Linked DNA regions of Homo sapiens: region 1 is linked to region 2. Evidence: read pairs that join two places in POLR2A ChIA-PET (ENCODE). Cell type or tissue: OCI-LY7. All regions are shown on one strand. Each heading gives the region's core, and the rest is flanking DNA. Links, peaks and the distances in the headings are about the cores only.

The links. ChIA-PET counts read pairs that join two places held together with the same protein. Peaks named below come from ENCODE experiments on the same cell type or tissue, not always from the same donor. Only the 100,000 strongest peaks of a DNase experiment are listed, where the experiment ranks them.
Region 1: POLR2A ChIA-PET joins it to region 2 with 6 read pairs; 3 of 35 experiments call an interaction of 5 or more read pairs at or near these places.

Annotation. Positions count from the first base shown.
Region 1 is chr2:64,655,323-64,667,808 of GRCh38, forward strand. It overlaps the pseudogene RPS10P9. Among named protein-coding and RNA genes, the nearest start is that of SERTAD2, 7.7 kb to the left of the region's middle. RefSeq lists an enhancer at 6-165 and a silencer at 4,153-4,202. In OCI-LY7, for the core only: CTCF peaks have their summits at 6,598 and 6,797; a DNase peak (open chromatin) is centred at 6,539; H3K4me3 peaks cover 2,113 bases; H3K27ac peaks cover 4,000 bases.
Region 2 is chr2:64,458,697-64,471,182 of GRCh38, forward strand. It overlaps LGALSL (galectin like), which reads left to right. Exons shown (of 5, transcript NM_014181.3): 5 at 1-2,685. Among named protein-coding and RNA genes, the nearest start is that of LGALSL-DT, 10 kb to the left of the region's middle. In OCI-LY7, for the core only: no CTCF peak of the experiment used is centred there; no DNase peak of the experiment used is centred there.

The sequences.
Region 1 (12,486 bases), core at 4,595-8,594, 200 kb after region 2:
TAATTATTTGTGGATATCTTTGCAAAGTCTCATTATAATGGCATTCAAAATGACATATTATGGAAGCTGTGCTCACCGGCCCTCTGCAGGTCTTGCTCAGTTTGCGCCTGAGTGGCATAACATTCAAACATTTTGCTGTGAAGCGAAGATATTTTTCATTTCCAGAGTTCTGCAGTTTAGAGAGGGCATTAACTACTAACAGTTTCCTAACCACCCACTCACTTATACTTTCAGTGCTCACTTTAAGGAAAAGCCATTGAAATAGAAGCTGCAATAATCTCTTCCTGTGATATCTTTGTAGAGGAGGCCAGAGGCATTAGCTCTGTTGAATTTAAGGTGAATTTAAACTGCTATTTGTGAATTTAAACTGCTATTCTTGAATTAAAGTAAGCAGGAAGTTACACTTGCAGAACTTTTGTGACACTTGGATATTTTCTAGCAAATAGATTACACCAAATGCAGTGTTTCTGTATAAAATAACAGGATTTAAGTCAAAGTGACAATTTTGTGTCACTAGGATAGACAGGATTCTGCTGAAGTCCATAAGGTCTGTATTCTGTACCTGCTCAAACAAAGGTTTGCGCTCTTAACGAGACCAGCAACCTGCGTTTTTGGAGTGAAATAGTTTCCATCTCTTTATACCTCTGAAGGCTGTAACATCTTATCAATGTACACATTACAAATAGCTCCCACTTCCCCCACTTTTAGAATCTGGCATCTTTGACCAAGAAGTTAAAGTGAGCTGGCAGTTTCAACAGCTGCCAATGTGGTTAACACCAGCTGGTTAACCCTCTCCCTCCCCTTATGCAACCCCCTACCCCAAGGCTGAGCCACACATAGGCCAGGACAGCAATCTCTACCCAGCCCTAGAAATTCAAGTCTATGAGGATAAGGAAAGGCACTTTCCACACTTCTGAAGTCAGCTCCCTTCAGTATGCAATGACATGATTTGAAATATTTATTCAATAAAATATTATTTCAAATCATGTCATTGAATAAGCAGTGTTTAGTGAATATGTAAATTTTGTTCTCACTCTTTGGGAGATTTAAAAGCCCATTTAAGGGCTGGGTGCAGTGGCTCACACCTGTAATCCCAGCAATTTGGGAGGCCTAGATAGAAGGATCACTTGAGGCCAGGAGTTGACCATTCTGGCCAACATAGCGACACCCCCATCGCCACAAAAAATGAAAAAATCAGCCCTGCATGGTGATGCATGCCTATAGTCTTAGCTACTAAGGAGGCTGAGATGGGAGGATTGTTTGAGCCCAGGAGTTCAAGGTTGCAGTGAGCAATGACCACACCACTGCATTCCAATGTAGGTGAGATCTTGTCTCAAAACAAAATCCCATTTAAAATAATCCTACTCTGAGGGCCTCATCCAGAATTTAGAAGATCTGCCTCTCACTTTCATATAACATAACTTTAGAACAGTTATAAGAAATTAGGCTAGTCATCCACATTTAACTACCAGGAACATATCTGTTTAGGGAGAAAAGAAACATTTCTTTTATAAGTATAGAACTGTGATGGTAAATTTTAAAAATGCTCCTGAGTTTAATTTCAGAGAAGTACTTCTCGGCATCATTTTGTAGTTCTGGGTACTAGTTTACACTTCACTGCTTCTCCTTTGAAAGTTTCTGTGCCCTCACATCTTATAGACTAGTACACTAGTGCACTAACTGAAGGCCACTTTTGGCACTTAATTAGCACACACCAAAAACACAAGGGGCAAACTGGGTATATAAACTGAGAAACAAAGACTTTACAACAGGTTTTGAACTTAATTTCATTTTTCCTTTGCTTTTATTAAATTTTTATCTTTCAGGTTCCACCTGAAATGCCAGTAATGATCATCCATCTATATACCTTGCAAATATTGGTCTTGGTTTTATGGCAAAAAAGATAAATGTTTCAGTTATTAAATGAATTGTATAGAGCCAGCTAGGCTAAATAAGCTTTTCATGGAAAATACGGAGATCCTAACTGTGGACTCATCATTCGGATAAATGAATATTGGAATAAGTCTTCAAAATAAAGTTCTGGAAGTCACATCACCTAACTGATTAGCAAGGAGTCAATAGAGGATACAATGATTTGGAAAAGTAAATACTCTCGCAAAGATGGCACAGGCAGATTCAGTCCTTTTCAGCCACTAACAATTTAAAACAATTCTATTGAAGCAGCAAGTGAACTCCTCTACTTCTGCAAACTTTTCTCCATCTCTTCTTCCACCTGCTTTTGTCATGGTTTTTTTCTGCTCCTCCCTGAAGTCACAATTCATAAAAGCAGAACTACAGCTCCAGTGAAGGCCCCTTTGCAAAGCTTTCCATGTTGTTACATTGAACTGCTTTGCAACGACTGCTTCTTACCTTCTGAGGGAGGTTTCACTTGTCTGTTAAAGATATACCTTTTTCTCTTTTAAAAATCTGACAATATGTAAATCTAAACCTGAAACACAATCTTCATGGCAATATTTAAAGAAAATGCTTTTAAAACCATTTCCTTTTTTTCTAGCACTTGGGGTCAGTCCCTTCGAACTATTACTGGAGAAGATGGCTTCTGTTAGGCATCAGCTTCCTTCCTATTCCATTTTCCACTGAATCTTCAAAAGCCTTGTGCAGTCTATCAAAATGCAAAGAACCTTCTTGGTGACTCTGACAACTCCAGGGTTCCCTCCTGTAGGGACACTACTCCACTAAGACTGGTGGTCACTTCTCAGAAACATCTCCCATCCCCAGCTCCCTACACAACACACATTGCCTCTACGCATCGACTATGTATTTATTCCTGTCTATAAGCCATCCATCATTCTTGAGAAGTTCCCACTCTTCTCAAGGCACTGAGCACACTTCTAGCTTCCACAGAAAATTTCAATGAATGTTAGAAATTGCACAGACCTTTCTTGCCCCCAGGAACCAGCCTGGTGACAGGAAAAGTCCTGGACTAGGAGTTTGAAGATCTTGTACACATTAATTACTTAACCATGATAAATCTATGACTTTTTAGTTTCTTAATTGACTGGTCACGGATTTAGGATCAGCACCAGTTCTCGTCAAAAGAGCACAGGGTTGTTGAGTTAGGTGATTTCAGGGCTAGCTCGTCAGCCACAGCGAGCAGGGAGGCCGAATCAGACCCTCTGCACTGGGCCTGCTTCGACACCTGGCAAAAAAAGGAACTTGGACTCAAAGATTTCAAGAGCCCCTCCCTAGAGCTAAGAGTCTATGAAACAGTGATTACACTGTCAATATCCTCATGGAGGAGTTTTAGGGCTAAAATGAGATAAAATGCTTTGGAAGCTGCTCAGCTTGTCTGGAAGAATATAAAACCAAGTTCATGTCCACATATTTCTAAATGAAAGGACTAGAAATACAAATAATGATAATGTGCTCTCTTCAATATGTTCTTTGAATTATTTTTTTAAGTCCAGAAGATGGACTTGAGCAGTTCTATCCATATTCTTCTAGATTTGTTACCCCTTAGGGTTCAAGTCACCCAGCTGTGAGACTGGGAATACCCCTACCCCCTAAGTTTGTATAGCAGCAGGCAATTTACAAGGGGCTTTTTTTTTTTTTTTTTTTTGAGACGTAGTCTTGCTCTTTGTTGCCCAGGCTGGAGTGCAATGGCACAATCTCGACTCACTGCAACCTCCGGCATCCTGGGTTCAAGTGATTCTCCTGCCTCAGCCTCCCAAGTAGCTGGGATTACAGGCATGCACCACCACACCTGGTTAATTTTGTATTTTTAGTAGAGACGGGGTTGCTCCATGTTGGTCAGGCTGGTCTCGAACTCCCATCTTCAGGTGATCTGCCCATCTCGGCCTCCCAAAGTGCTGGGATTACAGGCGTGAGCCACCGCGCCCGGCCACAAGGTGCTTTCATATGGATCCACTTGTTTGCTCTTCATAATACCTTCCCTGTGCCATAGGCAGGGCAGGTACTACTACCCACATTTCATAGAGGACTAAACAGAGGATCTGAGAAGGACCTACCAATGGAACTCTTTATCAAGCTGACTCCAGGGTCAAAGAAAGTCTGGATCTAACATTCACTGAAGCATTCTGTGGAAGCCAGGAGTGCTGAGCGTCTTGAGAAGAGCATACACTCCTCAGAAACAGCAGATGGTGCAGAGCCAGGAAATACAGAGTCAACGTGCAGAGACTAACAGGAGGGTAGTGCTGGGCTAGGAACTGGATGCTGCTTAGCTCCATCTCTCTACATGGGTCATGGAATAACAATTCTGTTTCTTATACAAAAAACTCCAATCCTGCCTATGCTTAGCCTTGTTAGCACCATATTTTATCCCACAGAATTAATAATCCACAACCACCACAACAAAAAAGAAATAAAACTCATCATATCCTCTAGCCCCTCACTCATTTCCAGTAAGGTTCATAACACAGTCATTCTTGTTTACCACCCTGTCTCTAGCCTCTACAGCACTGCCTGACACAGTAGGCATTCAATAGGGATCACTCAATAAGTGGACCAATGAGGAATGCTGAAGCACTTACACCAGCTTCAAAAACTCAAGAGGTTAATCTTTCCTGCTAAAATTTCTCTCATGAAGTATGTACTGTTAAGAGTTAATTTTAACAGGATCATTACACGGGGAACAACCTTGCAGATAAACACCAAATTATTGCCAGAATCTCACCATTCTGTACTTTTTAATGAAGATTCTTCTCTGCCTACTTACTTTAAGAATGAAAAGTATCAGTCAAATAACATTTTAAAACACAGCAGCATTTGATTTTTAGGTTAAATAAAAAAGCCACATAGGGGTTGAAGAAAACCAAAATATATGCTTAGGCCATCAACCTGAAGATAAATTAAAAAAAAAAAAAAACCATCTCTACTAAAAATAGCAAAAATTAGCCAGGCGTAGTGGTGGGTGCCTGTAATCCCTGCTACTCAGGAGGCTGAGACAGGAGAATCTCTTGAACCCGGGAGGCAGAGGTTGCAGTAAGCCGAGATCGCGCCATTGTACTCCAGCCTGGGCAACAAGAGTTAAACTCTGTCTCAAAAAAAAAAAAAAAAAAAAAGACTTATCTATCCAAATTTTCCAATGGCTACCTGAATGGTTCAAATGAGCATTTAACACTGTCACCTTCACACCCTTTTGTTCATGGAATACAAAAATATGACAGTAGTTAAGAATTTTATCTGTTAATTCTGAGGAAAAAATGGCAAAGTGATGACAGGAAAAATATTTTTTTTCCAAAGTATTACTCTAATGCTAAATGTTTTTATGTTTTAAAATCAAGCAAATTTATATGATTGGCTAGACTAAATTCTATCTTTTGGTTTACATATTCTTATATTTATTGTAGAAACTATCTAGGATTGAGTACCTTTAAGCCTTATAAGTAAAGAGGACTTTTAAGCATGGTGAATTTTGTAATGTAAATAATATATTTAAACCATTTTTTGAAGTCTCAGCTATAAAAATTCTACTTAAGAGAAGTTAAAAAAAAAAATCAAGACTTTAATGTGAATAGGTGCCCAGGAAGTGCCTCCAAGTTTAGGCTATGAGGCATCATTAGAAAATAAACGTGAACAGAAGATACAGTTTAAGTGTAAAACACAATATACAACTAAAAATGAATCAGCCCTTTGCCACATGAATTTGTATTAGTTTTCTAGGGGAGAGGTAACACTTGCCAAGACTGTGTAGGCTTTACCTTTTAGTCGCTAATGTAGAATTGTCTTTTAAAGACCTGTTGCCAGAATAAACAAGACGTTTTCAAAATTATCCAACCTGTCTAATAATACTAGTCTTTTGCTTTAAACTGGAATATATATATATACACACACACACACACACACACAATTTAAAATTTATAGCCAGGCATGGTGGTTCATGCCTGTAACCCCAGCACCTTGGGAGGCTGAGGTGGACAGGTCACTTGCGGCCAGGAGTTCGAGACCAGCCTGGCAAACATGGCAAAACCCCGTCTCTACTAAAAATACAAAAAAATTAGCTGGGCATGGTGGCACACGCCTGTATTCCCAGCTACTCGGGAGGCTGAGGCATGAGAATTGCTTGAGTCCAGGAGGCAGAGGTTGCAGTGAGCTGAGATCGCACCACTGCACACCAGCCTAGGCAACAGAGCTGACTCAAAACAAATTAAAGAATGAATGAAAATAAAATAAAATGTATAATTTTTGTTCTCTTTCTCTTTTTTGTTTTTAGTTTTTAAATTTTTATATCTAAAATTTCAGAAATGCAGAGTAAAGTCAAGTAGGAAGAAAATAAAGCAAGCAGCTCAGACACCAACACCACATTAGGTACACTTGTATAAGTAGTCAATTGTTTTTTCAAAAATATACTTTAAATATTGAACAAAAGATTTAATCTTGCTAAGTAATATTTGTTTCAAAGCGGTTTTCTTGGAGAAGTCTTGTTTAGGTTATAGGAAACTCCTCACATGGGCAGAGAAGCTAGCTTTAAGGAGAAAATAATAGTGTGAATGATCTATCTGCAACTTCCCTTTTAAAAACAGAAGTTGAATCTGTAACACCAAATTTAGAAAGGAGAGTGGATGGCAGCAAATACCCTAAGAATATCATCTGTAGCACAGACGCCCACTGCTGTTCTGTTCTGTTACAATTAAATGTACACTTTACAATCCTGAACTTGCTCAGACAATGCATATATTTAAAGATGATTCATTTAAAAGAAAACATACATCTGAAAGAGTCACAACAAGTCAAAAATCTCACTTAAAAAGTGCCAGATTCCCTCACTATGAGTGCAGAGCTATTCATTTGGCCTCTTTACACAGAGTGCAGCACAATCCAGTACTGGGCTACGGAAAAATCATTTTTGTGGGACTAATGTTGATAATTTCAACATAATTTCTGTTTAGCTTCCTTTAAGAAACTAAAGCCCAAATTACAAAAAGGTAGAAAAAATTTTTAATTAATCAGATACTGATTTTCAATCCATTCTGATTTGTTGCCCCTTTAAAACTGTGAGACATCATGCTTTTAGTTTTAATAACAATTAACAGCAATGAGAATAAAGATTCCAGAATTACGATTTTCTCATTACAGCCAAAAATGAAAAGTGAGAAGACAAACACCTTTCCAAAAGTTCATCAGATGAAAAGATAAAAATTAATGGGGAGCCATACCATTTAATGGACAAGAATACTTAATACTATATACATGCAGATTCTCCCCCAAACTTATCAACAAATTACATGAAATTTAAATCCCATATTTTCCTTCAATGGAACTTGGCAAATGAATCCTAAAATTCATCTGAAATAGAAAAGGGCCAAACACAGTTGTAATAAGCTTAAGGAACAAGATGGGGGACATGTCCTATCAGAGCTTATTATAAAGCTCTAGTAATTAGAGCAGAGTAGAGTTGACATAGGTACAGATAAATAGATCAATGGAACAGAATTGAGAGTTCAGAACCACATATATATGGAAGTGTAATACATGACTGAAGTGAAATTACAGATCAGTAAGGAAAGAATTCAATAAGTAGCTCAGGGCCAGGCACGATGGCTCACACCTATAATCGCAGCACTTCAGGAGGCTGAGGCAGAAGGATCGCTTGAACCCTGCCTGGGCAACATGAAGAGACCCTGTCTCTACAAAAATTTTAAAAATTAGCTGAGCAGGCTGGGCACGGTGGCTCATGCCTGTAATCCCACCACTCTGGGAGGCCGAGGCGGGTGGATCACGGGGTAAGGAGTTCGAGACCAGCCTGGCCAACATAGTGAAACCCAATCTCTACTAAACATACAAAAAAAATTAGCCAGGCGTGGTGGCGGGCTCCTGTAATCCCAACTACTTGGGAGGCTGAGGCAGGAGAATCACTTGAACCTGGGAGGCAGAGGTTGCAGTGAGCCGAGATTGCACCACTGCACTCCAGCCCAGGCAACAGAGAGAGACTCCATCTCAAAAAGAAACAAAACAAAACAAAACAAAAAACCAACATTTAGCAGAGCATAGTGGTTCCAGATTCTCAGGAGGCTGAGGTGGGAGGATCGCTTGAGTCCAGGAGGTCAAGGCGGCAGTGAGCTATGTTGGTACCACTGCACTCCAGCCTAGGTGACAGAGCGAGACTGTCTCAAAAAAATTATAAATAAATAGCTCAGGGCCACCTGATTACCTGTATGAAAAATAAATTAGGTGCCTAATATTTACAAAAAAATATATTTCAGGTAGACTAAATAGGTAAAACAAAATTTTAAACTTTTGGGAGAGAATATATGAAAATATGTTTATGGCTTTAGGATAAGGAAAATGTGCTGACTGTAGTTCATCTGAGATTCATTCTCCACTTGCCTCTGCTTGGCTCCATGCCTTGAAATGTTGACATCTAGGGACCACCTCACCCAAGTTCCTTTGCTCACTAGCTTCCAACTGGATTCAGACAAAGAAGGTACCAGAAGGAGACCAATGGGTCAGAAGGTGGAGAAGCTGGGGTACTTCTTCCCTGCTCCTTCCTGCTTTGGGCCCTCACCTGCGAGTACACATCCCTCCACAACTACAGCTTCTGCCAGGTGGCCCCTTCTCCAGGATGCCAACTCCCACCAGGTTCTAGCAACACCATTTCTTCCCCTTTCCCCTTTAGGCTTAAGGATAGTAACAGCTTCCTACAGTTATTTGTCTTCTGTGCCTCAACTTTTGTCACATCTCTGTAAAATGTCCCTTCACTAGTGTCTCTTTAGTTGAATCATCTCAGTAGAATTCTGTTTCCTGCAGGGATTCTGACTATTGAAGAAACAAAACACTCAATGAACAAACCATAAAGAAAAATATCAATAGCTTTGATTACACTAAAATTAAACATCTCTTACATAAAATACACTACAAACAAGTTAAAGGCAAGCTAAAGATTGTCAAATGATATACGTGATTCATAGAAATAGAATCAACAAAAGATTAGTATTCAGAATTAACAAAGAACTCCTCTGAATCAATCTTTTAAAAGACAGATAAATCCAATAGAAAAATGGGTGAGGAAACTAAAATGTCCAATGAACACAGGAATAGGCACTCAACTTCATCAGTAAAAAGAAAAATGCAAATCAGGTTGTGTCAGTGGACATGCCGCTAATCCCAGCACTTTGGGAGGCTGAGGTGGTAGGACACTTGAGGCCAGGAGTTCAAGACCAGCCTGGGCAACATAGCTAGACCCTCATTTCTACAAAAAAAGAAAAATGCAAATTATAAAGAGATATTTCACAGCTATCAAACTGATAAAAATCAAAGTTTTATATGTATACCAATATCAAATACTGATGAGAAAGCAGATAAAAAGGAACTCTCATAAAACTTGTGGATATATAATTTGGTATGACCACTTTGGAGATAATTAGGCATTTTCTTTGTTTGTTTGTTGTTTCTGTGACAGTCTTGCTCTGTTGCCCAGGCTGGAGTGCAATGGTGCCAACACAGCTCACTGCGCCTTGTCCTCCCGGGCTCAAGCGATCCTCTGAGACTCCCAAATAGCTGGGACCACAGGTGCACATCATCATGCCCAGCTAATTTTTATGGGTTTTTGTAGAGATGGGGTCTCACTATGTTGCCTAGGCTGATCTCGAACTCCTAGGCTCAAGTAATCCTCCTGCCTCAGCCTCCCAAAGTGCTGGGATTATAAGCCTGAGCCACCATGCCCAGCCTAATTAGGCACTGTCTAGTAAAGTTGGAGATGCACACACCCTGCCACATACAGTCTTTCTCATATAGAAAAATAAGCTCTACAGAAAAGGATTCAAGTGACTGTTTCCTCAGTTCTCCCAAGGATGGTATAAAGTTAAAATCTGTGATGTGCTAGCAAATGTTTAACAACCAGCTAGGGGGATAGGGAAGGAAGCTTTTATTTGTAGCATTTGCTGATTTCTGTGGTATAAATACCCATACCATGGCTGATTTCAAGCCTCCCAACTGAACTCAAGAATTAGGAAGAGATTAGCACATTCATTCTTAGGAGTGGCTATCAATCTCCAGCTCCAGCTCAACACTTGAATGATTCCAGACTTACAGAAGTTAATTCATTACCCTACAAAGATACCTTAAGAGATTGGGGCTTAATTCCCTCAAGGAATTCTGGATGAGAAGGGCTAAGTCTAGAATCTAGAGAGACTCTTGCTTTTATCCCCATGGAGACATAGGAGAAGAATCTTTTTGGCAGTATTGCTTGTAATAGCAAAATATTGTAAGTAACCTGAAAGTTCAAGATGATACCCTTGAAAACTACAGTGGTTAAAAAGAACTAAAGGTCTTTCCAGCCCTGGCCCCAGACCCTACAGCCATGGAGATGTTGATGCCTAAGAAGAACCAGATTCCCGTTTATGAACTCCTTTTTAAGAAGGGAGTCATGGTGGCAAAGAAGGTTGTCCACATGCCTAAGCACCCAGAGCTGGCAGACAAGAAGGTGCCCAACCTTCATGTCATGAAGGCCATGCAGTCTCTCAAGTCCTGAGGCTGCATGGAGGAACAGTTTGCCTGGAGACGTTTCTACTGGTACCTTCATCTGCCCCCGGAGATTGTGCCTGCCACCCTACACCACAGTCATCCAGAGGCTGGCAGGCCTCGGCCTAAAGGTCTAGGGGGTGAGCAACCTGCAAGACTCACAAGAGGGGAAGCAGACAGAGATACCTACAGGCGGAGTGCTGTGCCCCCTGATGCCAACAAGAAAGCCGAGGCTGGGGCTGGGTCAGCAACCGAATTCCAGTTTAGAGGCGGGTTTGGTCATGGACGTGGTCAGCCACCTCAGTAAAACTGGAGAGGATTATTTTGCACTGAATAAACTTATAGCCAAAAAAACTTAAAATAAAAAAAAAAAGAACTAAAGGTACCATGTATTGTGTGTTGATCTCAAAATATAAAGCTTTATCTCAAAAACAAATATTGACTAAAATAAAGCAAGTTATAAAATATATACAACACCATTTATATAACATATTTTTAAACATGCAAAACACTGTATATATAGTTTACATATATATATGTATGCAATTATAGAAAATAGATTTAAAAATTCAAGAAAGTAGTTACCTCTGGTAACAGGAGGAGGTTAATAGAATCAGGGAGAGACACACAGGAGATGTCTTTTTAAAAAGTATCAAAGTCTCAAAAGCAAATAAATGTATTCTAATTATTTCATTGTTTCAGAATATAGTAAGTTAAAGAAATACATTTTCTCTTCTTTCTTCCTTATGGTTCCCATGAAGTAGAACCGTGTAAGATTTTTTTTCCTACAACTTCTAGCACCTGTTAATACTGGACAATATTTGTATTGCAAGCATTCATTTATTCCCTATTATTTCAGTAATAAACAATTTATTCTTCTCATTCGTTCTATTATCCTTCTCGCTCTCAATATTACACTGTAAAATCCAATGATAATGCTAAATCAACCTAACGTTCTTCAATAGGAAGTCCAGCTCATCGCTCAAGTATAAGAGAGTAAGTGGTTTAATGCCTGTTTTGGGTGTTATTTCTTACCTGCCAGGCGAACTTCTATCATGCTAACAAGGATAAATCTTCCTCACAAAATATGGAAGGCTTCTTGTTACTTCCTTAAAATGACAAAGAACTCAGCACTAAAAAGTGAAATCTTGGTTTGTTTTTTTTTTTAAAGTAAAAAATAGAAACACAGTTTCCCCATAAAATATCTTTCACTAGGTGTTCAGGTGACCACCAAGTGCTACACCAAACGCACTGCAGCTCCTTCTTATGTCTCTTCTTATTGGGGATCTTGACATTTGGGAACATGATGTTTCAGTGCATGTGTAGTGTGACTTTTTTTTCAAAGAGATTGTCTTGAAATAAGCCTATGTTTTAAGTACACACTTTTCTGCAAGCTAGCAGGCATTCTGAAGCTAGGTGGTTCTAAATAAAGAACTCTAGTCAACAACAGGAAATAACTCCCACAGAAAAAAGGGGCAGAATACAAACTCTCACCAACTCTTGTACACAGCTCACAACGGCCTTTTGTTCCATGCACATTAAGCCTGAAATCTTTACTTTTCAGAGCATGTTGGGGCCTTCGCAGAGCAATTAAACATTTCTTTTCCTTTTGCTGGTGTCCTTGCCTTCTTTCCTCTGAGGAAGTTAATCTTACAACTAACTGCTTACTATGAGATAGCAAATCAGAAAACAGAACAGTTTGTATTTTAACAACTTTCTCTTAATGGAACTTCTCAAGATAAAAACAAGTTTTGGTGTAAAAACTCACTTTTCCACCTAATACACATGACACCATGGAGAGACACACATACATGTACTAAAGGAGTAGGTTCACGTGCAGTATATGTTTCTATCAACAAGGATACATCACATTAACCCATATATCTAGACTGATGGGTTATCAGCACTTTACCAGTGGTCAGCAAATCAATGCAACTAGAAGACAAATTTATATCCTCTTCAAAGGTTCCCATCTTGAGTCTTTAGAAAAAGAGGAAGGACAATCTAGATCCCAAGCCAACCAAACAGAAAGACATTAGATGGTAG
Region 2 (12,486 bases), core at 658-4,657:
TATTCATCTTTTCAAAGCAAGGCAATGCTTAGAAACAGAAGTGCTAAAGACACTTAAAAAGCCAACAACAACGGTACAGTGAAATCAATGCATTTCTGCACTAAAGTGGAATTGTGTAGCACAACCAATATTTTAGTCAGGGTATTTACATAGAATGTAGGTTGTTCAAGGTTTGACTTTTTTTTTGTTTTTTGTTTTTGTTTTTGTTTTTGTTTTGCACAGCATAATGTTAATTCAGATTGTTGAAGCTTTCTTGTAGTTATTTATTTATACTCAATGTATGTATTAAAGAATGAACAATGTCTCAAGAACAGCAAGTTGTAAACTTTTGAATGTATAAATATCTTAGGTCCAAGGGGAGAAAATTACATATTACAATTATGAAACAGGTGAATTTCTGCTTTAAAGAATTGAGATTCTCCATACCCCTAAACTTAGGATCTCTTGATATAAACTGCTGTAAGTGCTTTTGGGAAACCTTTGCAAAACCATTTTGATAAAACTGCTTTCCAAGTTATTGTTGGTTATGTAAAATTCTATTTACATTGCTTTTTCTCCTTACTGGGAATTAGCACATTATTGGCTTCCTTAAGACTAATTATTTCTCTCTTGATTTATATAATAGCTCATTAAGTTGTTATTAATCAAAAACACAAAGAGGTGATTGCTTAGACAATTTTTAAAGTGACTATAGTATAAACTTTTAAAAGAATAATATGAAAATGACTGTGGAATGCAGTGTAAAGCAGAAGCAAACGGCCCTGAATAACTTACTTGGAAGTAATTTATATCAACTTAAGCTGTTAGCTCATTGTATAACTTTTCTTATGTGACCCTCACCAATATCCCTAAGTAATGCCTTTGGAAGCTTCAGAGTAGAAGATGCTTCCTACTGTGTTGGCTCTGAGGAGATAGTAGGATTAGATAGGATCCAGATTAGGAAATGATCCAGTTAGTTTATCTGAAAGGTTAACTCCCAGGACTCCAGGTCTTTGAATCCAGCCAGTAGAGTGAATGCTTCCAATTAAGCTGTAGGTGTTACCCTGCACTTACGGAACTGATCAAACAGGTGACTCCAACAGGAGGTTGCAGTACTGTAAACGTCACCGCAAGGCAAGGGATGCTTAAAGTCCTGGGTTCTGGACTTTAAAAGCTACATTGGCCCTGGAGGGAGGGACCCTTGGCATTGCTTTGATCAGGTAGTGAGGGAAGACAGGGTTCTGGGGTGGGGGTGTATTTATATATAATTTAGGTTTTGTTTGTACAGCATACTGTGTCTTGTAATGACACATCCTTGTCCTGCTTTCCTTTTTTGAGTTTTTTTTTTTTTTTTACACAACATGCAGAGGCACTGAAGTGACCATGTCATTTTCAAGTGTCAAGAATGTAGACAGTGTTTCAGTACCAAAGTCTAAAATAAACTAAAATTATGAATTTTTTATAGGTGATACATTTGGATTCTTCTCAACTTTGAAACTGTTTAGCACAGTTCCATTGTATTATATAAGAAGACACTGTATCCAACAAGACTGGCTGTACATTGAAAAGCTTTATGTACCAGCCAACTTATTTAACCATATTCAGCCTGTTCCGTGGGGGCTGTTCTGTGGTTCCAGGTATTTTCAAGCCTGTGATTAACTTCTCATGGCTTGTCACTTAAAAGTCCCTAAATTTGAGAGACTTAAAGGGCACCTTGAAATACATTTGTGGAGTTTTGATCCAACTTATGGTGGAAGAGCCCCATAGGAAGACTGTTTTGAGTGGCCAACCATTCCCACCCACTGCATAATTCAGCAGAAACTAGAGGAGCAGGGCGTGTACTGATTGGAATTGACACGCTTATTCTGTCTACCTATCAGCTAACTCATTAGCAGCCAAGCCCTTAGGCAGCTTAGTGTGAAAATACAATGTTAACTGTTTGTTTCTCTGTGAGGTTAGTGGGAACCGCTTGGATAAGCCTATTGGGATTAATCTAAATGATGTGATGATTTGATTCAGGTATAGCCCAAATTAGTAAGGGGCTTTAGCTGTAAACTGAAAACAATATTCACACCCTCTCCTGGGCCTGTAAGGTCTAAGGTGAGAATTTCAGGATGGAAAATGCAATGTAAAGCTTCCACAGGAAAGTATTCGGGTATGTAAGGTGTTATTTCTGACCAGAGCCCTAGTTCTGCAATAACCAAAACCAAGGAGTATAAATAACAATCAGGCTCTGGGGGAATAGAAAGCAGGCTTTAGACAATCTGTCCATTTCTACAGTAAAATTGGAGTGAGTGTGTATATCTACTTAAAACTTAATAGAAGTGACTTCTACTTTTTGGGCTATTCCAGAAGTATTTTAAAATTATTATTTAAAATTTTGAAGCCCCATTTCAAATCTTGCCGACCTTAGTTCAAAGCCCCCTGAGAGATCACTTTTAGAATTGAGGATTTGTTAAAATGGCAAGTCATTTCATTTGTGTTAAAAAGAAAATACCCAAAAGGAAGGAGGGAGCCCTGTTTGCCTTGAGATAAACGGCCTTGGCATTTTCTGGCATTAATGTAGAAATAATGTTCCTATGATGACATATTTTCAAAGAAACACTTTCTTATTTACTGTGTGGTGTAAAATGTTGCTAAATGTGTTGTTACATTATGTCACTGCTGAAAGTAATTTGCACTATAATAAAGGAATTTTCTACAAAACAGTTTCCAGTTTATAACATGCTACATTTGGCGCCAGGTATAGAGTACTTAGCATAGACCACGTGGCATAGCAGTGATTCCTCACTTTCACACTTATGCCTCAAGATAACTTTTTCCTGCATTCCCCACACTGATAAACAGAAGAAAAGTCTCTTGGGGCCCTCAGAGACCTAATAACTTACATTGTGAATGGTAAATGCAGTGGGTTCTTTTAAAATATAATTTGCATACAGCAAATTCACTCTTTTGGTATAAAGTTCTGAGTTTTAACATATACATATAGTCATGTAACTACCATCTTAATCAGAATGCGGGATCATTTCATCATCTCAAAAAATTCCTTTGTGCTACTCCTTTGCAGATAAATTCGTCCCCCGTTCCTAACCCTAATTAGGCGTCCACAGATCCATTCTCCCTCCCCATAGTTTTGCATTTTTCTGAATGTCATAAAAACAATCGTATAACATGTAATCTTTTAGAGCTGGCTTCTCAATTTGCATAATGCATTTGAGAGTCATTCATGTGTATATCAATAGTTTTTATTGCATTCCATTGCATAGATATACTACAGTTAATCCATTCAGATGTTGAAAGATGCAGTGGGTTTTTAATCAGCAAATATAATCTTAGCACAATGTAGATACAAAAACAAGATTGCATTTCTCTTGCCTTCTCTTTCCTGTGGTTTGAATGATTAGGGAAGAAATTTAATGTCTTGGCTATTCAGCCTACAGATAAAACTGTATGGCTTATAGAAGTTTGCCCAGCTTCAATCATTGCTGGGTGACAGATTTACTCACATGCTAGATCTAGGGCCCTATTTATACCTTAATTTTATTGATCCCATTTTTTTTTAGGGTGCAGCATTGGGAGGCTGGTTTGCTGGTTCCTCTGTCACAGCTTTTGCAGTTAAGTACTGGCAGATGAGGCCTGTTAAGGTAGGGACAACTTGCTGAGGCTGTTGGACAAAAGATAGGAGAGCTTCCCTTGCTCGCTAGCCTGGCTGGGAATGCCCCTTAGGGGATGTCACATTTTACTTACGTTATGACAGCATTTTGGATTAGATGGCCTAAAAAATATATCCATAATTGGAGCTTTGAGTGCCACGATTCCTTAAGGCCTTCATTCATTCAACAGGTATTTATTGAGCTGTGTCACTTGGAGTATAAAAGACAAAGGTCTCTGGTGGCTTTAAACTTCAGTGTGATTAACAGGCAGATAGCTCTCCCCTTCCCCGAGTCCCCAGGAGATTTCTGTTTCACCAGGTCTGGAGTAGGGCCCAGAGGTTTGTATTTTCAAAACCACCCTGGGCCAGGTGTGGTGGCTCATGCCTGTAATCCCTGTACTTTGGGAGGCCAAGGCCAGAGGATCATGTGAGACCAGGAATTTGAGACCAGCCTTAGCAACTTAGGGGGACCCCATCTCAATTAAAAAAAAAAGGTGTGGCAACATATGCCTACAGTCCCAGCTACTCAAGAGGCTGATCAGGGAAAATCGATGGAGCTAGGAAAGTTGAGGTGCAGTGGGCCATGATCATGCCACTGCACTCCAGCCTGCAATGACAGAGCAAGACTCTGTCTCAAAAAAAAAAACAAAACAAAACAAAAAAAAAGCAAGAAGCACCCTGGATGGTATAGGTGGTCCTGGGTCTCTTGAATCTTAGATTAAGTAACCTGCCTTTGGGAACTCCTAACTGTTGGGTTGCACAGCCCTCTAGATTCCAATCTATGGATATCATTCTGTGAAAACTGCATTTCAACACAGGCACATCCTTCTGTGCCAAGATCCTGCAACTATCATTACAACATTACAACTATGTGCCATTGTCCCTGACTTAACTTTCTCTTCTCTAGGATTTCTCTATCATTTCATTTGCTCACTTCTGCCTCTACCTCAAAAATAAAACACTGTGTAAAAGAAAGTTTGCCTTTCAAATGAGTCTTGTAAAAATCCTCCTTCTTTGGGTTGGTTTGGGACCTAGGTGACACTCTGACGCCTATTTTAAATAGCGATTTCTCCTAGAAAGGTTAAAGTTCTGGGGGAGGCCTGTCTTCCTTCTTGGTAAGCATTTCAATTAGTTAGTCACTGAAGAATTGTCAAGGTGGAACTCAGTTTTCTCTGATGCAAATCCACGTGGTGGCTTACAGCTTGTAAAGAGGCAAAGGGCAAGTAGCAGTGGCCCAAGTGAGCTTTCATGGCACTGTAGAAATGAATTTAAAGGCTTCCTTTCACGGGAAAATGCAACTGAGTGTGTACATAATGCTGAATGGTTGCCTCGAGCCACTTGCTTCCAAATCACCAGGTTAATTTCAAAATGATTTTTCACTAAAAAAAAAAAAAAAAGTCTTCTGCATAAGGCAGAGACCTGCCTTGCAAAACATAGACTTCATAATTAATTAAAATGGGTGTATCTAAGGTACAGAAACAATACCCAACCTAGAGAGCAGAGGAAGAAATAGCCACTGACTCTCTTGCTTTGATACGCCCTTCCATCTCCCAGGGAAAGATGGTGACTGGTTGAGCAAACACAGGGTGAGGAGGCATCATTGTTTGATAGGACAACACAGACAGTCCCTAAATAATAGGCCCTGGGAAGCTGCAAGCCAACCACAGGCCTTGGGGATGATGTGGGGTTTTGGGGGCCTTCCAAGCTTTCATGAGTCAGAACAATAACAAATGTTTGCTAATAACCCCAACACATCCCTTTCTGTCAGTATTCTATTATTAATTCTAAAAAGACAGATGCAAATTATCAAAGCTTACCTAAACAGCTGGGATGGGAACAGGAGGAATCAAAGTGGTGAGTCTCTGGTGACAACGAGGAGTTGGGAAGGGGGCACCCATGCCTCCTGGATTTGTGATGTGTGCTCAGGTTGGTGCTTTAAACCTCCAGCCTAAACTGACCTCCTGTGGGAAATAAGGACTGCAATGCCACTTGTTATGGTGAGCTTGGAGAGCCAGAGGTGACAGCAGGTCATGCAGGAGTAAGGCATTTCTTACAGCTAATAAAGCCAGAGTTTAAAATAATCATGACACCAATTTCTATAATAATCCTCCACAGTTTTATAAAGAAACAGTGTAAAAACTGCTAATCCTTAAGACTATGCTCTAATTCACCAGAATGTGCCTTACATATAATTTCACTGAATTATCATTTTATTTAAAATCTAGCCAAAATTAGCAGTGTATTAGGCAATATTTAGAATAGCATTTGTAAAATATACTTAGGGATTTTTTTACTCTAAATTATTGCAGCTGTTCCAATATTAGAGAGCACAGATTTCTCCTAATGCAATAACAACGACCTTTAGCCCAGCGTAAAATGGTGTTTAGTATTATAATAAAAAGTGAATAAGGAAGAGATGCCCCAAATGATGAGAAACTGCTGAAAACATTTATTTAAATGAGAATCTTCATGGAGTAGTGTGGTCTGTTACTCTAAGATTCTAATTAACCATGTATCACACATTTTTTAAATCCTCAGATTTAAAAAATCATACACACTATGGAGCACAAGACCACAGTTTTTTATTAGAAGACGTTGGAAATAGATCTGCTCTCATAAGTCTCTGATTAAAGTCGACACCGAGGTCACCTCACAGGTTGGTTTGTTTTAAGGCAACTAACTTTCTTTTTGGTTTTGTAAATGATGTAAATCCTTGACTTGAGAGTCCCCTTCAATCCTTGAGAATTAAGTATATAATTTTAAAAAAATTCAACCTCCTAACTTGAAAGGGCAAATACTGTCCTTTTTATATAGGTTGTGCTTTAAAAACATATCTGTCTGGTTAATTCATAGCCATCGTTTCTCTCTCCTATGAGAGAATTACTCATAACTGGTGCCAATGCAGCTAGATGTGAAAGAAGCACTGTATCTGAAGGCATATTAGACACTGTGGGGTACCAAACAGGGAAAAGACACCTACCATTTACTCTTAAAGAATTTATGATTTAGCTGGAAAGACAAGATGTGTACATACAAAATACATGTAAACATGAATGTCGATAGATAATTAGAGTCAGCCTGAGAAGGCAGAACATAGCAAGCTACAGAAGGTTGGGGAGGATACAGCTTGCCATGTCTTGGGTGATGGGGGTAGGTGGGGAGGGTCTAAAGCAATGGTCTCCAACCTTTTTGGCACCAGAGACTGATTTTGTGGAAGGCAATTTTTCCACAGACAGCGAGGAGGGGGGATTGTTTTGGGATGATTCAAGCACATCACATTTATTGTGCACTTTATTTCTATTATTATTACATTGTAATATATTATGAAATAATTATACAACTCAACATAATGTAGAATCAGTGGGAGCCCTGCACTTGTTTTCCTGCAACCAGACAGTCCCATCTGGGGGTGATGGGAGACAGTGAAAGATCACCAGGTATTAGATTCTCATATGGAGTATACAACCTAGATCCCTCACATGAGCAGTTCACAATAGGGTCCACGCACCTATGAGAATCTATTGCCACTGCTGGTCTGACTGGAGGTATCTAAGGCGGTAATGCAAGCAATGGAGAGCAACTGTAAATACAGATGAAGCTTCGCTCATTCGTTCACCATTCACCTCCTACTGTGTGGCCTGGTTCCTATCAGGCCACCAACTAGTACCAGTCCACGGCTGGGGGTTGGGGACCCCTGGTCTAAAGGACTTTAGCCATGTTTCTAAGGACCTAAATCCCCTTTGCATGTGTACAGGCACAAAACTCATCAGTATATACTAACTTCAGGTTTGATCTATGGGGCCAGGGTTGTGTTTCCTAATGCTCAATGATGTCGTTGAAATTCTAGCCTCCCAAGAAAAGAGTTCAGGGAGGAAATTTATGTTCTTTAATTACAAAACACATGGGTCTCTGGTAGAGAGCATACCCTTCCTTAAACGAAGCCTGGAGCAAAGAAAGGCCTGCTTTGTGGACTATCTACAAGGAATCACAGCATACATGCATTGAATGTACTCAAACTTCAGCTCCATGCATTTATCACCAAAATATAGAACAAAGCAAAAAACTGTTTAAACACTATACATGGGTGCCATGGCTCATGCTTTAATCCCAGAGCTTTGAGGGGCCAAGGCAGGAGGATCACTTGAGGCCAGGAATTGGAGACCAGCCTGGCCAACATAGCAGGACCCTGTCTTTAAAAATAAAAATAAAAATAAATAAATTATCTAGATGTGGTGGCACGTGCCTGTAATCCCAGCTACCTGGGAAGCTGAGACAGGAGAATTGATTGAGCCCAGGAGTTTGAGGCTGCAGTGAGCTGATAGCATTCCTGTACTCCAGCCTGGGTGACAGAGCAAGACTCTGTCTCAAATAAATCAATAAATAAATACCACAGGGACAATTCCACCTGTCATCCCATTGAAAGAAAAAGGAGCCGAAGAATGGGGATGTGATTCAAATGTGCCTTCAGTTGGTTCTGCTTCCTGGGTCTCTCATAGTTAAGCCTTCTAGCTCCCTGCAGTGTTACGCCAGTGTACAAAGATACTGTCAGTATTTCTTATGCACAGCCACTAACCACAAGCCAAATCTTTCCTCAGCCAAAGAAACAAAGATCTGTTGACTTTTGTATCTAGCCCGTGGGTGAGACGGGCTTCCACTGTTTATCCTGAGTGGACGGTTTTCTTGTTTAATCATGGTAGCCAGTTCCTTGACAGCAGAATTCATTCTATGAGCTCTGGCTCTAGACACAGCATTATCCACTAAAACTTTCTGTGGTGTTGGAAATGTACTATAATCTCCACTGTCCAGTACAATGGCTACTAGCCATATTTAATTGAGCATTAGAGTGACTAAGGAACTGAATTTTCCATTGTATGTCATTTTAATCAGTTTAACTATAAGTGGCCACATGGGGCTAGCGTCTACTGTACTGGAAGTGTGGGTGTGGAACATCACGAGCTGCTGGGCTTATGTTTGGTCTGGACACACAGAGAACACCAGGGGCTGCAGAAGTTCCTTATTTAAACCCAAGTCATGTTCGACCTCAAGTTCAGGAAAGGCTAGGTGCTTTCTAAAGGCTAGTGGAGGCCTAGTTGTATACAACACACAGGTGCTCCTGGTAAAGAAGTCATCCTAAGGGAAGAAGTGCTCAGGCGGTTCGATGCAGGAAGACAGGCAAGTTGAGAAGGAAGTGGCAACTCTGTGGTCCCAGGCCCCGCTCAGTGGAGCCACACTTGGGTGCTAGAACAAGGACATGGCCATAAACCCCCTGCTTCCTCATGAACCTCACTCCCTGGAGCACAAAAGGGGAAGGTAGTGGCAGATGGGCAGCTTTCCTCATTCAGTCTTGCAGCCAGCCTGCATTTCCCAAGCAGTGTGTAAATGCTCTGCATAGTGCTGGGCAGTGGTGTTGGCACATGCATCAGTACCTACTCAGGCCTGCTTTTAACAACCTCTGTACAGCTGTCAGCAGTGACAGCGATGCCATCATCGAGCATCAGGAGTATAGCTGTCTATTTTGGAAATCTAGTGACGATCAGGAGCATTTATTTCCATTTTTATGTCCAAACCATAGGTGGCTGGTCTCCTATGAACAAGCCTTGGGTTCACCTGAAGCCAACCCAGAAGAAGGATGTGGCGCTTTGCTGAATCCTCAAGAAGCAAACCTACTCCAGAAAGCATTAGGGAGCAAGGAATTTTACTATTTTGTGGGAAGAAGTGCATTTTATCACATACCACCCAAAAAACTAGGGCATAAAAATCCCTGTTAGACTTTTTTTTTCTCTTCCAAGTCTCTCTTAGCTTCTATTCCCTCTCAGGACCCTCTTTTAGGCAGCTTCTAAATATCCCCTGGCTCCCTTCCTTATGCAGAGCTATTTGGCCACTACACGCTCTCCTGGGGGCTTTTTAAAGCATTCATCCTGCATGGGCCATTTTCCACCACAGGGGAGATTTGCCCCTAAGAAAAGTAGGATTTCTCTATCATTTCATTTGTTAGTTTCTTTAACACCCGGCCTCAAGTCCAGAGGAACTCAAGGCAGCAAAAAGTGAAAACACCAAGACAGGTGAGAAGGAAAAAGGCCAGGCACCTCCTGGTGCTTTCCAGTCTCAGGACTCAGGTTTAATGTCTCCTTTTCAACTTCCCCACCTTTATCCTAAAGAGTTCCCCTTTCCTCTCAATGTTGTCTTCTCTGTATGCTTGCTTAATATCCATCTCTCCCATTAGATAATAATTTCCACCAGGGCAGGTACCATACTACTCTTATTCTACTGCATCCTGAGCACCTAGCATGATGTTTAACACATAATACATAACAAATAAGCCAGACACGGTGGCTCATGCCTGTAATCCCAACACTTTGGGAGGTGGAAATGGGAGGATCACTTGGGGCCAGGAGTTCAAGACCAGCCTGGGCAATACAGCAAAACACAGTCCCTTCCATCACCTACAAAAAAAAAAAAATAAATGTTTGTTGAATGAATGAATGGTAGCCAAGATGTGGTATTCATTATATATCACTGTGCAAAAAATTATTCCAAAATTTAGAGGCTTAAAATGATAACAAACAGTTAAGATCTCACAGAGTTTCTGTCAGGAAACTGGGAACAGCTTAGCTACATAGTTCTAACTCAGGGTCTCTCAGGTTATATACAGTTAAGCTATCAGCCAGAGCTGCAGTCACTTGAAGCCTTGATTGGGGCTAGCGGATTCACTTTTCAACGTGGCTCATTCACATAGCTGTTAGCCGCACGAAATTCTCCACAGAACTGCCTGAGTGTAGTCACAACGTGGCAGCTGTGTTCCCTTTAGGGACTGATACAAGAGTGAACAAGGTAGAAGCTGCAATGTCTTTGATGCCCTAGCCTCAGAGGCCACCCTTCCACAATATCCCATTTCTTACATAGGTTAGCCCTATCCAATGTGAGCAGGAACTACACAAGGTATGAATATACCAGGAAGGGAAACTGTTGGGAGACATCTTGGAGACCAGCTACACAGATGGCTAATTCTTGCAAATTCTCAGAATTATTTGAGTGGTTGTAGAATTCCTAGAAGGTAAATGACAGTGGAGCCAGAGAAATGCTGTTCATGGCTATTATGTTTCCCTAGTATTACAACCCCCACCCCCTACTACTGTTGCCTGGGATTAGTGTTTTCTATAGAATGTCTTCACTTGTACATCCAGATCCTCAGAGTAAACTATAACAAAGAGAGCATGAAGAACCCAGAAATTCCTAGTGGATTGAAAATAGCAAAATTCCACTTATGAAATACGATGACAAAGTCTTCCTAAAATTATGGTAGAGGGTAGAAAATCAGTTCTTATTGGGAACCTCAAACAAACATAAATGTTTTTGAGAAAAGTACTCAATTTTTTTTTCAGTTCAAAGAGAAATGTAACTACTCAGAAAATGTGTGAGTTTTCCTTGTCTTCAAGTTTGATGTTTGGTTTTAATGGAATTGGATAGGAAGATAGACTGAGGTAGCAAAATCCATTAGTAGCCTGCATCAAAGGGCTCAGATTCAAATGCCTACAAGGGGAAAACATGTGATATTAAAGAAGCAAAATGGGCCACATGGGCAGCTGCCACCCAGACCTAGCCATTGTTGCCATAAATAAATGTGAGCCCTTTATTGCCAAAGCTTCTGGATTTTCTTTTAAAAGAAAAGCCAATATCTATTAAATGTTACATGTGAAAATAATTTTAACTATGTGGATTAATATGGCCCTTGATCTGGCATACTAGCTGCCAATTTGCAATCTTTGCTATGAGTTAAAGGGCAGATGGAGTAATAACCAAGCACCTGAATGGGTCCTGGCTACTGCTTGGGGGCAGAGTGGCGGGGGGCCCTTTTGAGAGGCTACTTGGCCTTTTGAGTTCTTCCAATTTACTGAGGAATTTTTCCATTCTCCTTTTCACAGACATTCTCTGCATATCTGAGAGTTGGGGGTAGGAGAGAGGGGGAAACATGACAAAGGAGTAAGAGAGTCTCATAACTCAATGGACATAGAAGCTGAAAGGAACAGCACACTAAAGCATTCTCATGCCACCGTTGGAGCTCCTCGTAGGTGAAAGGACCTTCCAAATGAAATCACTTCTGTAGACTCTAGCAGGACAACCAGCTCCTTACATAGTCAAAGAGAAAACCAGCTTTTGGCTTTCCTCCCTCCTCGGTAATAAAATCATCTGGGACTCCAAATGTCATTGGCTGTGCAATCGGGGTGCCTTCTTCATATCAGGCGGTGGTTTTGAGTGAAGTCAGTGCCTCTCCACTCAGAGACGCTGTGCAAAGGAAAAGAACATGAAGACAGACACATTAGGATTCAAATCTTGCCACTTACCAGCTACATGGCCTCCTTGCATAAGTTTTGACAAGTCTGAGCCTCATTTTTCTCATCTGTAATATGGGATAGCAAAAATCATCCTTATAAGATTATTGTAAGGATTAAACAAGAGAAGACCCCTAACCATTAGGGTTACATCAGGGTGACAATTCTCTCACCTGATATTTTATATTCTGGGCCTTAACTTCGCAGTTCATAGTCTACCTGAATAGTAGAGCTTGCAAGTTTCTCACGTTGCAGATGAGAAAAACCAGTCCAGAGTGGTTAGGTGACTTTGTCAATGGTGGGACTTTGCTCCTCACTGCTTGTCAGGACCCTGTGCAAGTCTTCCTGAGATGACACAAGTGGGAACCAGCTCAGGAAGAATGATGAATGGCCCAAGACAGCAATGTTCTGTCTGGGCTGCTGAGGCCACTTAGTGGTGAGCTGGGACCCTGGCTACTGTCTTGGTTGATCCTACAGGAGAGGCTCATGTGCCTGACCCACCTCCCAGCCATGGTTGGAAGGGAT